Linked DNA regions of Homo sapiens: region 2 is linked to region 1. The links are chromatin loops, found by intact Hi-C in ENCODE. Cell type or tissue: mammary epithelial cell. All regions are shown on one strand. Region 1 overlaps STIM1 (stromal interaction molecule 1). Region 2 overlaps STIM1 (stromal interaction molecule 1).

Region 1 (5,000 bases):
GAAATCTAAGCTGGAAACACAAATTTGAGTTGTCAATAAATAGATGATAGTTAAAATTATGTAAGTGGACTTTTAATGCCATGAGATATTCAATAAACAAAGCTCCCAGTGAATAGTAACTGCCATTATAACCCCGTTTTGTTCGTTTTTTCCCCCAGCTTCCCAAGCTTATAAACCCCTTTTTATTCTTAAGGTATTGGAGATAATTGCCAACTTCTAAACTTCAGTGCCCAACCTCTAACCCTGTCCCCACCCCTCAAGAAAAATTTGATTTTCTGATCTTGTATCCTTCTTTACTGTTGTCCTTCTTTTCAAATTTGCAATTAAAACATCAGATAAGTGAAGGCACGCTGGTGTTAAGTAGTAAAGGTACCAATTTTAGAGTTGGATTTAGGTTTGAATCTTCTCTCTCTCAGCCATTTACTAGTTCTGTGACCTTTTACCCTCAATTTTCTTATCTATACGATGGTACTAATAGTACCTATCTTAAAAGATTGTTATCTTATCGATGGTAAGACATCTACTTATTGCTTTATTCAACAAAAACTTACTGAGCATCCATTACATGCCTAGCACTGTGCTCAGCATTAGGGTTACAGCAGTGAACAGGCACTGGTACTATCCTCATGGAGCTTATAGCCTAAGGGACCATAGTATTTCTAAAGCACCTAGACAAAATTTAAATTTTTTTAAATCACCTAAATAAAATAAATATGTAAAGAACCTCACACAATGCCTAGCAAATAGTAGGTGCTAAGTGACAGTATATATTATTTTATAATTAAAACATCATAAGCCCTCACAGAACAATACGCTTTAGAATTGGCAAATCTTTGGAAATCAAAAGGTCCAATTTTCTCATTTAATAGAAGAGCAGATTAACTAGCTCCATAATAAACTTATTCAGGACACCTATTCAGTCAGGGCATATGCTAGCTGCTCAGGATACAAGGATGAGTAAAACACAGTCCCTACCTTACATCAAGTAAATATGCAAAGGGAGAATGACTCGCCTGAGGTAACCTAGTTCATCTCTTAGACTGGAAATCATGTCTTCTAATTCTCAGTGTTTTGCTCTTTCCACTGAATCAAAATTATTCAACTCAAATAAAAATACTTAGGAAGAAGCCTACCACTGTGCCAAAGAGAGTGCATCCTACAGCTCAGCAATTCCTCACGAGTAGTTTGTCAAAAAGGATAAGCCCCTCTGGGCCTGGAAGCTGATTCTTTTTTTCCTCTGTAACAGTCCATAGCACACAGCAGCTAGGGCCTCAGGGGCCCTGGTAAGAAGTTACAGAAAGATGCAGAAAAATAGAGTAAAAGCCTGAAACCACCAGAGCCACTGGTAAGTAAAGAAAAGGTAGAGCAAGGCCAGACCAAGACCCTCCTCCCTCATCCCAGATATTAAGTCATGTTCCCTCCAGGCTAGCACTAGCCCCAGAACTCTACCTTTGTCCCTCTAGGCCACCCACCCTGCCCCCTGCAAGGGCCCTCTTTAGAGTTTCAACATTAAGCTCCATTTAATGGAAAAAAAATAGCACTGGGAAGCAGAAAGAATACATCATGCAGTTCCAGAAACCTGGCTGAAACTGGCTCCACCACTAACTAGCTGAATGTTTCTTAACTCATCTGTTTCTGCATTTGGAAAATAGGGACAATACTCACTTCTGGGAACTGTGGTGAGCATCAGAGATGTGTCTAATGTATCTAGAAAAATGCCTGGCATGCAGCGGTTACTCAATAAATGGTGCAATGATTACTTATGAATGACAAGGTCTCCCTTGTCTGCCCCATGCTCTAGTGACCGCAGGCTTCAGCAGAGCAGCACAGTTTAAGACTCCCACAATAGTATGAAGTATTCAGGGAGATGTGGCACCTTCACTGGCTACATTTCTCAATCTCTTCTCCCCACAACCTATACCAGCTCAGGTCTCCACTCCACCCCTCCACCTTTAAAAAAAAAAAAAAATCTTTGAACCTGCCTCCTCTGCTGCCTCTTCAAAATACCACCCTCTTTCCTTCCTTCCCTCGCAACTATATTTCTCAAAAAAGTCTTTTGTTCTACATCTTTGCCTCATACTGACTCCCTAAGCCACAGCAGTCTAGCTTCTGTCCCCACCCCTCCACTGAAACTGCTGTCACCATGGTCACCAATGACTCAGTAGCCTCATTTCAGGCTCACCCTACCTGTTCTCTGCTGCAACAGACACTATTGCTTTCTTTTAGAAACTTTTCTCATTCCTGGCTTCCCAGACAGTACTTTCTCTTGCCTCTCTGATTGCCCCTCCTCAGGCTCCCTCCCTAACTTTTCTGTCCACACATATCAGAGTTCCTCTCTGCTCTATCCTTAACCCCCTTTCTTTCCCCATTTTATAAATTTTACTCAGGTGATCTCATCTACTTCTACAGTCTCTACTATTTCTTAGAGTTCATGATTCTCTCATGTCTATTCCTACCTCTCTCAGGAACTCCAAAACTCATGTCTTCTCCCCCAACTACCAGATATTTTCTCATGGATATCACCCATAACCATCTCAAGAGCAGCATTAACTTCCCCGGCTCTCTCTCTTGTATTCCATGTGTTAACAGCATCACAGTAATGCCCAGTCACCTAACACTGCCTCCTTCATCCTTCCGTCACACAATTTAAATCAACCCCCATGACCACTACCCTTGTTCCAGCCTCATCATCTGCTACTGCAAATCTTCTGGCTGCCTTCCCTGCCTCTAGTTATAATCTATACATTCTAAGCACAGGCATATAAGAGGTCTTCCTAAAAAAAACACTCTGGTCATGTCACACCCATCTTAAATATCGACGGTAAAGCTTAACTCCAATAGGATTTAAGCTCTTTACCATAAAATACAAGGTCATTCGGGATCTGGCCCTTCACACACACCCAGCTTCATCTCGTGCCACTCCCTCCAAGTAGTCCAACACTCCAGTTCAGGGAACAACTCGTCATTCACTGAATATGCCATGCACTTCCACAGTCACACTGCCCAGAATATGCTCCAGGGCACTCTGTCTGGCACAACCCTGGTCATCCTTACAGGGTGGCATCTTTGATATTGCTAAGTATTTAGACCCTCCTTCCTTTCTCTCCCAGTATATTTTCTTTTTTTTTTTTTTTTTTTTTTTGAGACAGAGTCTCACTCTGTCACCCAGGCTGGAGTACAGTGGAGCGATCTCGGCTCACTGCAACCTCTGCCTCCCGGGTTCAAGCAATTCTCCTGCCTCAGCCTCCTGTCTAGCTGAGATTACAGGCACATACCACCACACCCAGCTAATTTTTGTATTTTTAGTAGAGATGGGGTTTCACCATATTGGTCAGGCTGGTCTCGAACTGCTGACCTCGTGATCTACCCGCCTCAGCCTCCCAAAGTGCTGGGATTACAGGCGTGAGCCACCAAGCCCAGCCTTTCCCAGGACATTTTCTATGTACCTCTATTGTAGCACTTGTGACACTGTACAGAGTGCACTTGTTTATGGGTGTCTCAGTAACCTGCAGGTTGTTCATGGACACAGACTATGTCTTTCACATCTCTGCACCCCAACCCACTTGCCCAGCCTCTCAAGATAAGCAACCAGACTATCAGTCCTAACAGGGGATACTCCCCCTATAGCAGGAGAGCAAATTCTAATGACAACAGGAAGTCTCAATAGTTTCAACTTCCCCTCTTGCAAATGCTTCCAGATGGACTGACCCCACAAGAGCTATTTCCTACCTGGTTCCTGGGGCCCCTATGCCTGGTACAGCCTGTTCAATAGAAAGAGGAGAGCTTCCTTAAGGTTAAAATTCTTTGGAAAATGATTTCTAAAATGGGCTGAGCTGACAGGTAGGACTGCCAACTGACAGAGCCATCTCAGGAAGTAATTTGTGAAATAACTCCAAGACCTTTATACATCTTCCAAAGCAACTGGGATGGTTGCTACAACACCCTGTGGCTGGTCTTCTTGCCTTCCATCAAGGCTTGGGAAATTGCCCTGCATCACAATACTTACAAACAAGTTGCTTCACTAGGCAGAAATCTATAATGACTTCTCATTGCTTAAAACTGTAAACCAGAGTGATTAGGAACAAGCACACTGAAAACATATTACCTGGGCCCGAATCCCACCTCTACCACTTATTAGCCATGTGAGTTTGGGCAAATTATTTCAGTTCTCTAGGCCTCAGTTTTCCCATCTTTAAAACAGTAAAATAATAGTACCTACTTTCATAGGGTTGGTACAAAGATTAAATAAGCTAATCTGAATAAACTACTAATAAAAATTAAATAAGCTTAGCATTAAAAATGCAAAGAATAGTACCTGGCACATGGTAAGAACTTAATAAATTATATATAAACATGTTCAGGTTCCAAGTCCCTCTGTCATTCATAGCCTGAGATATGAAATGTTGCCCTGTCCCATTTCACATTCCATAATCCACCAGCTCCCTTCTGACGATCATTTATGATCCTTTGCCTCTATCCACAACACCAATTGCAATCTGCCCAGCTCCTCCTTCTGGCAATGCTACCTTCAGCTGGCCAGAAATTAACGCCTTCAGCAGTCTCACAGGTGGTGTCATGCCTAAGAGCAGTACAGGATACCACCTTCTCCTGAGCATTCTATTCCCTATGCCAAGGGTCCCCAACCCTCAGGCTGCAGACTGTACCAGTCCGTGCCTTGTTAGGAACCAGGCCACACAGCAGGAGGTGAGCGGCAGGCAAGCGAGCATTACTGCCTGAGCTCCGCCTCCTGTCATATCAGTGGCAGCATTAGGTTCTCACAGGAGTGCAAAGCCTATTGTGAACTGCACATGCGAGGAATCTAGGTTGCGTGCTCCTTATGAGAATCTAATGCCTGATGATCTGAAGTGAAACAGTTTCATCCCAAAATCATCCCCACCCCGCACCCTGGTCTGTGGAAAAATTATCTTGCATGAAACCGATCCCTGGTGCCAAAAAGATTGGGGATCGCTGCTCTCTGCTCACTCCTATTTTCACTCAGG
Region 2 (5,000 bases), 54 kb before region 1:
CTCACATCTTCTGCAACACTGTCAAAATCAGCCTGCAGGGCCAGGTACAGTGGCTCACTACCTATAATCCCAGCACTTTGGGAGGCTGAGGCATTGCTTGAGCCCAGGAGTTCAAAATCTGTCTGGGCAACATAGTGAGACCCCATCTCTATAAAAGCCAAGCATGGTGGTGCATGCCTGTAGTCCCAGCTACTCAGAAGGCTGAAGTAGGAGGATCACTTGAGTGCAGGATGTTGAAGCTGCAATGAGCTGTGATTGCACCACTGCACTACAGCCTGGGCAACAGTGAGACCCTGTCTCCAAAAAAAAAAAATCACCTTTCAGGGACATGGTGATGACAGCCAGGCTGCTACTGCTCTCCAGGCTCTCTTTAATTTATTTTAGAACAATAACAAATCTCTTACATATTAATGTAAATAATATTTTTATGGAAAATAATTGTTTTCTGAAAAAATCTCGAGAAGGGTAGAATTGTACATTTTTGCAAATCTTTTAAATGTCTGGCTTAATAGAAGACAGACATAATCTTATAGCTACATTCAACCTATTGTGATGTGTTGTTTTGGCTAAAGATCAAAACATAGATATGCAGTTGGAAAAGACAGGAATATTTTACTAGTCAGACTATTGTGGATACCTTATACGAGACTATACCCAAACTCAACAAGCGGTAGGTTTCTTAAAGGTTAGTTGCAATGTGAAATCCCAAACTATATGAATAAACTTTTTGTACCCTCTAACATTAAAATCCATTGGTCTATCTTACACTTTGAATGGATCTTTAATACATGCATGACTTTGTAACATGATGCACTTGTCATTTGGAAACTATTGGTTAGGAGTTAGTGCAGAGCTTCCAAATGTTGACACTTTCATTTATACAATATCAAAATAGCCACAATTATTAATATCACCACTGATTTCATCAGAAAAGCTTTTAATCCAGGAAAACTGTCAATTTCACAGTGACAGATACAAGTTTTCTAAAATCCAGTTTTCACTTAAAAGCTGGAATTTTATCATTGGCAACAAATACTACCAGTTGTTTTCCTTAAAGCAGAAGATGCATTTCATTTATTTACAAGAAAATTCTGCCAAATACTGAATAACCATAGTTATCTATCAAGTATTCTTTCAACTAATGATAGTGCTGCCTGAAAAAAAAGAGGTATGTCAACTTACAACTCAATTGCACAAGTGCTTTCCTTGAGATAACCATCAAACTTCTACATGCAGCAGAAATGCTTTATGCATACTTATATTTCATCACACAGAATACTAAAAGGCATGAACTCATGGGATGCAATTCAATAAAATTAATGATTTCTACTTCTTTGTTGAAAACTTTTATTTTTTTTAACTGACAGTGTGTGGAGGTGAGGAATACAGTCATTACTAGTAGTTCAGTGCCACTGGTTTGATTTGTGTTAAGGTGCCAGCAGTTTTACCTACCACTGTTTTTGCAACATCAGTACAAAGGTATACATAGTTTTTTTTAAGGCAAATAATATATTATTATGAAACGGCTTTGATCTTCTGGATGTCCTGAAAAGGCCTTGCTGCCACCCGCCATGGTCTAAAGACTACACTTTGATAGCTATTGGCAGAAAAAAACACAAAGTCCTTTCCCTCCTGCCCAAATCTCCTCACCTTTCTCCAGGCAGAGCTAATCATTCACTGTTCACTGTTCTATGCTCCAAAGCACTTTGTGCATAGCTCTGTTATATTAATTCTCATGTTATGAGTTGTTCACATACCACATCCAAGTGGTAAGAACCAAGCTTGACTCACTCTATCCCCCAGGGCCCATTATAATATTACCACTACCATCTACCCTGTCAAGTATGAAATCAGTATGTGCTGGCTAAATGAATGAATGAATGAAGAATGTGTGAATTAATTAATTAAAAAACCATATCTCCCAAAAAGTCAAGGGAATTCTTGAATACAACCCACCAATTCCCACCACCAATATCCACTGTCCATCTAATGCTTCGACTTTCCCAACCACTTTCTGTTTCTCGTCACTAAACAGTAATTCATCCCTATAGGACGAATTGGAAATTGCCAAGTTTTACCAGCAGGGGCCCCATCAGTAAGAAGAATTTCTCCCACTTCACCTCTTATTTCTCAGCCAGGACTAGCAAATTCTGCAGCTACTCTTGATGGGATTAGAATCCACCCTCATTCTTGGAAAGGGATCAAAAGACTAAGACTTGAGAGTACTAGCCCTGGGAAGATTTTCAAATTTGGTCAAGGACCATGAAGTTCAAGAGATAAAATAGCATGGGGCCTAGAATGGGGATGAGGTGAGGGAGGAGTAAGGGATGGACGCTCTGGCCAGAAATGTAAAGTCTTTTTTTTTTTTTTTTAGACAGAGTTTTGCTCTTGTCGCCCAGGCCCAGGCTGGAGTGCAATAGCTTGATCTCGACTCACTGCAACCTCTGCCTCCCAGGTTCAAGCGATTCTCCTGCCTCAGCCTCCACTGCCACGCCTGGCTAATTTTTGTATTTTTAGTACAGACGGGGTTTCACCATGTTGGCCAGGCTGGTCTCAAACTCCTGACCTGAGGTGATCCACCCGCCTCAGTCTCCCAAAGTGCTGGAATTACAGGTGTGAGCCACTGCGCCTGACTATGGAAATGTGAAGTCTTAAAAAAGGAACAGGTTTGAGACCTGGAGTTATCCAAGAAAGGTCCCCAGTGAAATATAACATCTCAGCTGAGGCACACAGCAGGCCTAGCCACAGAAAGAGGAGTCATACCCCTAGGCTAGGCAAAACTCAGCCTATCTGAGAGATATTCCTGCGTCTGTTAGAACCACTCGTCCTCATATCCAAGAAGAGGACCAGCTCTTCTCAGCAGGGGGCAGGAATTCAAAAGATCTTTTCTTCTGGACAAAACTGGCACTGGTTTCAGCTGCCCAAGCAACACTAACACAAATCACTACAGATTCTAAGCTCTAACTTCCTTTTTATTTTTGAGAGGGGGGTCTTGTTATGTTGCCCAGGCTGGTTTCAAACTCCTGGCTCAAGCAATCCTCCTGCCTCAGCCTCCCAAATAGCTAGGATTATAGGCTTTTGCCACTGCACTCAGCTTCTAAGCTCTGAATTTTGACCAAGCTCACTTCTCTCCCTGAGGTCGCTCATCAAAAATTAATCAGCTGGGAGCGGTGGCTCAAGCCTGTAATTCCAGCATCTTGGGAGGCCGAGATGGGCGGATCATGAGGTCAAGAGATTGAGACCATCCTGGCCAACATGGTGACACCCTGTCTCTATTAAAAATACAAAAATTAGCTGGGCATGATGGCACGCGCCTGTAGTCCCAGCTACTTGGAAGGCTGAGGCAGGAGAATCGCTTGAACCCGGGAGGTGGAGGTTGCAGTGAGTCAAGACTGCGCCACTGCACTCCAGCCTGGCGACAGAGTGAGACTTCGTCTAAAAAAAAAAATTAATCCATTGGCCAGGCTTGATGGCTCATGCCTGTAATTTCAGCACTTTGGGGGCCAAGGTAGGAAGATCACATGAGGCCAAGAGTTCAAAATCAGCCTGGTCCACACAGTGAGATCTCATCTCTACAAAGGAAGAAAAAAAAATTTTTAATTAGCCCAGTGTGCTAGTGTGCACCTGTAGTCCCAGCCACTTGGGAGGCTGAAATGGAGGACTGCTCGAGTCCAGGAGTTTCAGGCTGTGTCAGCCATGATCATGACACTGCACTCCAGCCTTGATGACAAAGCAAGAACCTGTCTCAACATTAATAATAATAATAGGCCAGGCGCAGTGGCTCACCCTAGTAATCTCAGCACTTTGGGAGGCTGAGGCAGGTGGATCGCAAGGTCAGGAGTTTGAGACCAGCCTGGCCAACATGGTGAAAGCCCATATCTACTAAAAATACAAAAAAATTAGCCGGGCGTGGTGGCGGGCGCCTGTAATCCCAACTACTCAGGAGGCTGAGGCAGGAGAACGGCTTGAAACCAGGAGGCAGAGGCTGCAGTGAGCCAAGACCACACCACTGCACTCCAGCCTGCGCAACAGAGCAAGAATCTGTCTCAAAAATAATAATAATAATAATCCACAGCATCAACTATATATACAGGTCCATGTTGAGCAATGCAATGAGATATACTTCTGAGTTCCAACAGCAATTCTGACTTTGCACCTCATATGGCCTTACCTCAGTCAGTTTATAACTATAGTTATTTGAAGATATCTGAGGACACAGCTTGTGATTCTCATTTTTCATAGCATTTGATTCCACCTGACACATGATATATTTATTCCTTGGTTTGCTTATCACCTATCTCCCTCCACTAAAAGTAAGGTCCACGAGAGCAGTCGCTTTTTTGCTCACTGCAGTATCCCAAGGGACTCGTACAGTGCCTGACACATACTAGGTATTCAATAGAGAATTTGCTGAATGAATGAATAAATCTTCGCTTTCCCTAATTTGCAAGGTAGGTTTCTCCTCTCTGACTTTTTTTTTTTTTTTTTTTTTTTTTTTTGGAGACAGGGTCTTGCTCTGTCACCCAGATTGAAGTGCAATTGCATGATCATGGTTCACTGCAGCCTCTACCTTTTGAGTTCAAGCAATCCTCCTGCCTTAGCCTCTCATAGTGTTGGAATTACAGGCATGAGCCACTGTGCCCAGACTTCTACATAAATTCTAAATGTCAGAATTTTTTTCTAAATTCTGGGCTGTCTTCTTACTACACTCTTTCCTAAAGTGATTTTACCTCTTCTCATACCTTCAGTTACTATTTAAAGAAATTACTATTACCAAGTCCTAAAATTATGTTTCTGGTTCAAGTTTCACTTAGGACCTACAGAAACCCACAGAACCTATCTACCTAGTAGACATCACATGGATGTCTCTCAGGCACTTGAACTAGTTAAGTTCCAATTCTAAATTCATTTTTTCCCTAACCTTCCTACTTTTCCAGGTGCTTATGTCAGAAGCCTTGACACCTCACTCTCCTTCACTCTCCACATTTAATCAATCACCA

Evidence for each region. A loop is a pair of places that touch in the nucleus more often than their neighbours do. Peaks named below come from ENCODE experiments on the same cell type or tissue, not always from the same donor. Only the 100,000 strongest peaks of a DNase experiment are listed, where the experiment ranks them.
Region 2: a loop joins it to region 1, with 4 times the contacts of the local background. A loop is called at or near these places in 13 of 110 quality-filtered maps.

Annotation. Positions count from the first base shown.
Region 1 is chr11:3,902,339-3,907,338 of GRCh38, reverse strand. All of the region lies in intron 1 of STIM1 (stromal interaction molecule 1), which reads right to left. Among named protein-coding and RNA genes, the nearest start is that of PPIAP40, 11 kb to the right of the region's middle. RefSeq lists a silencer at 3,466-3,760 and an enhancer at 3,466-3,760. In mammary epithelial cell, no CTCF peak of the experiment used is centred here; DNase peaks (open chromatin) are centred at 988, 1,918, 2,108 and 2,958; H3K4me3 peaks cover 397 bases; H3K27ac peaks cover 3,794 bases.
Region 2 is chr11:3,956,323-3,961,322 of GRCh38, reverse strand. All of the region lies in intron 1 of STIM1 (stromal interaction molecule 1), which reads right to left. Among named protein-coding and RNA genes, the nearest start is that of PPIAP40, 65 kb to the right of the region's middle. RefSeq lists a silencer at 2,050-2,344. In mammary epithelial cell, a CTCF peak has its summit at 2,105; a DNase peak (open chromatin) is centred at 1,782; H3K27ac peaks cover 641 bases.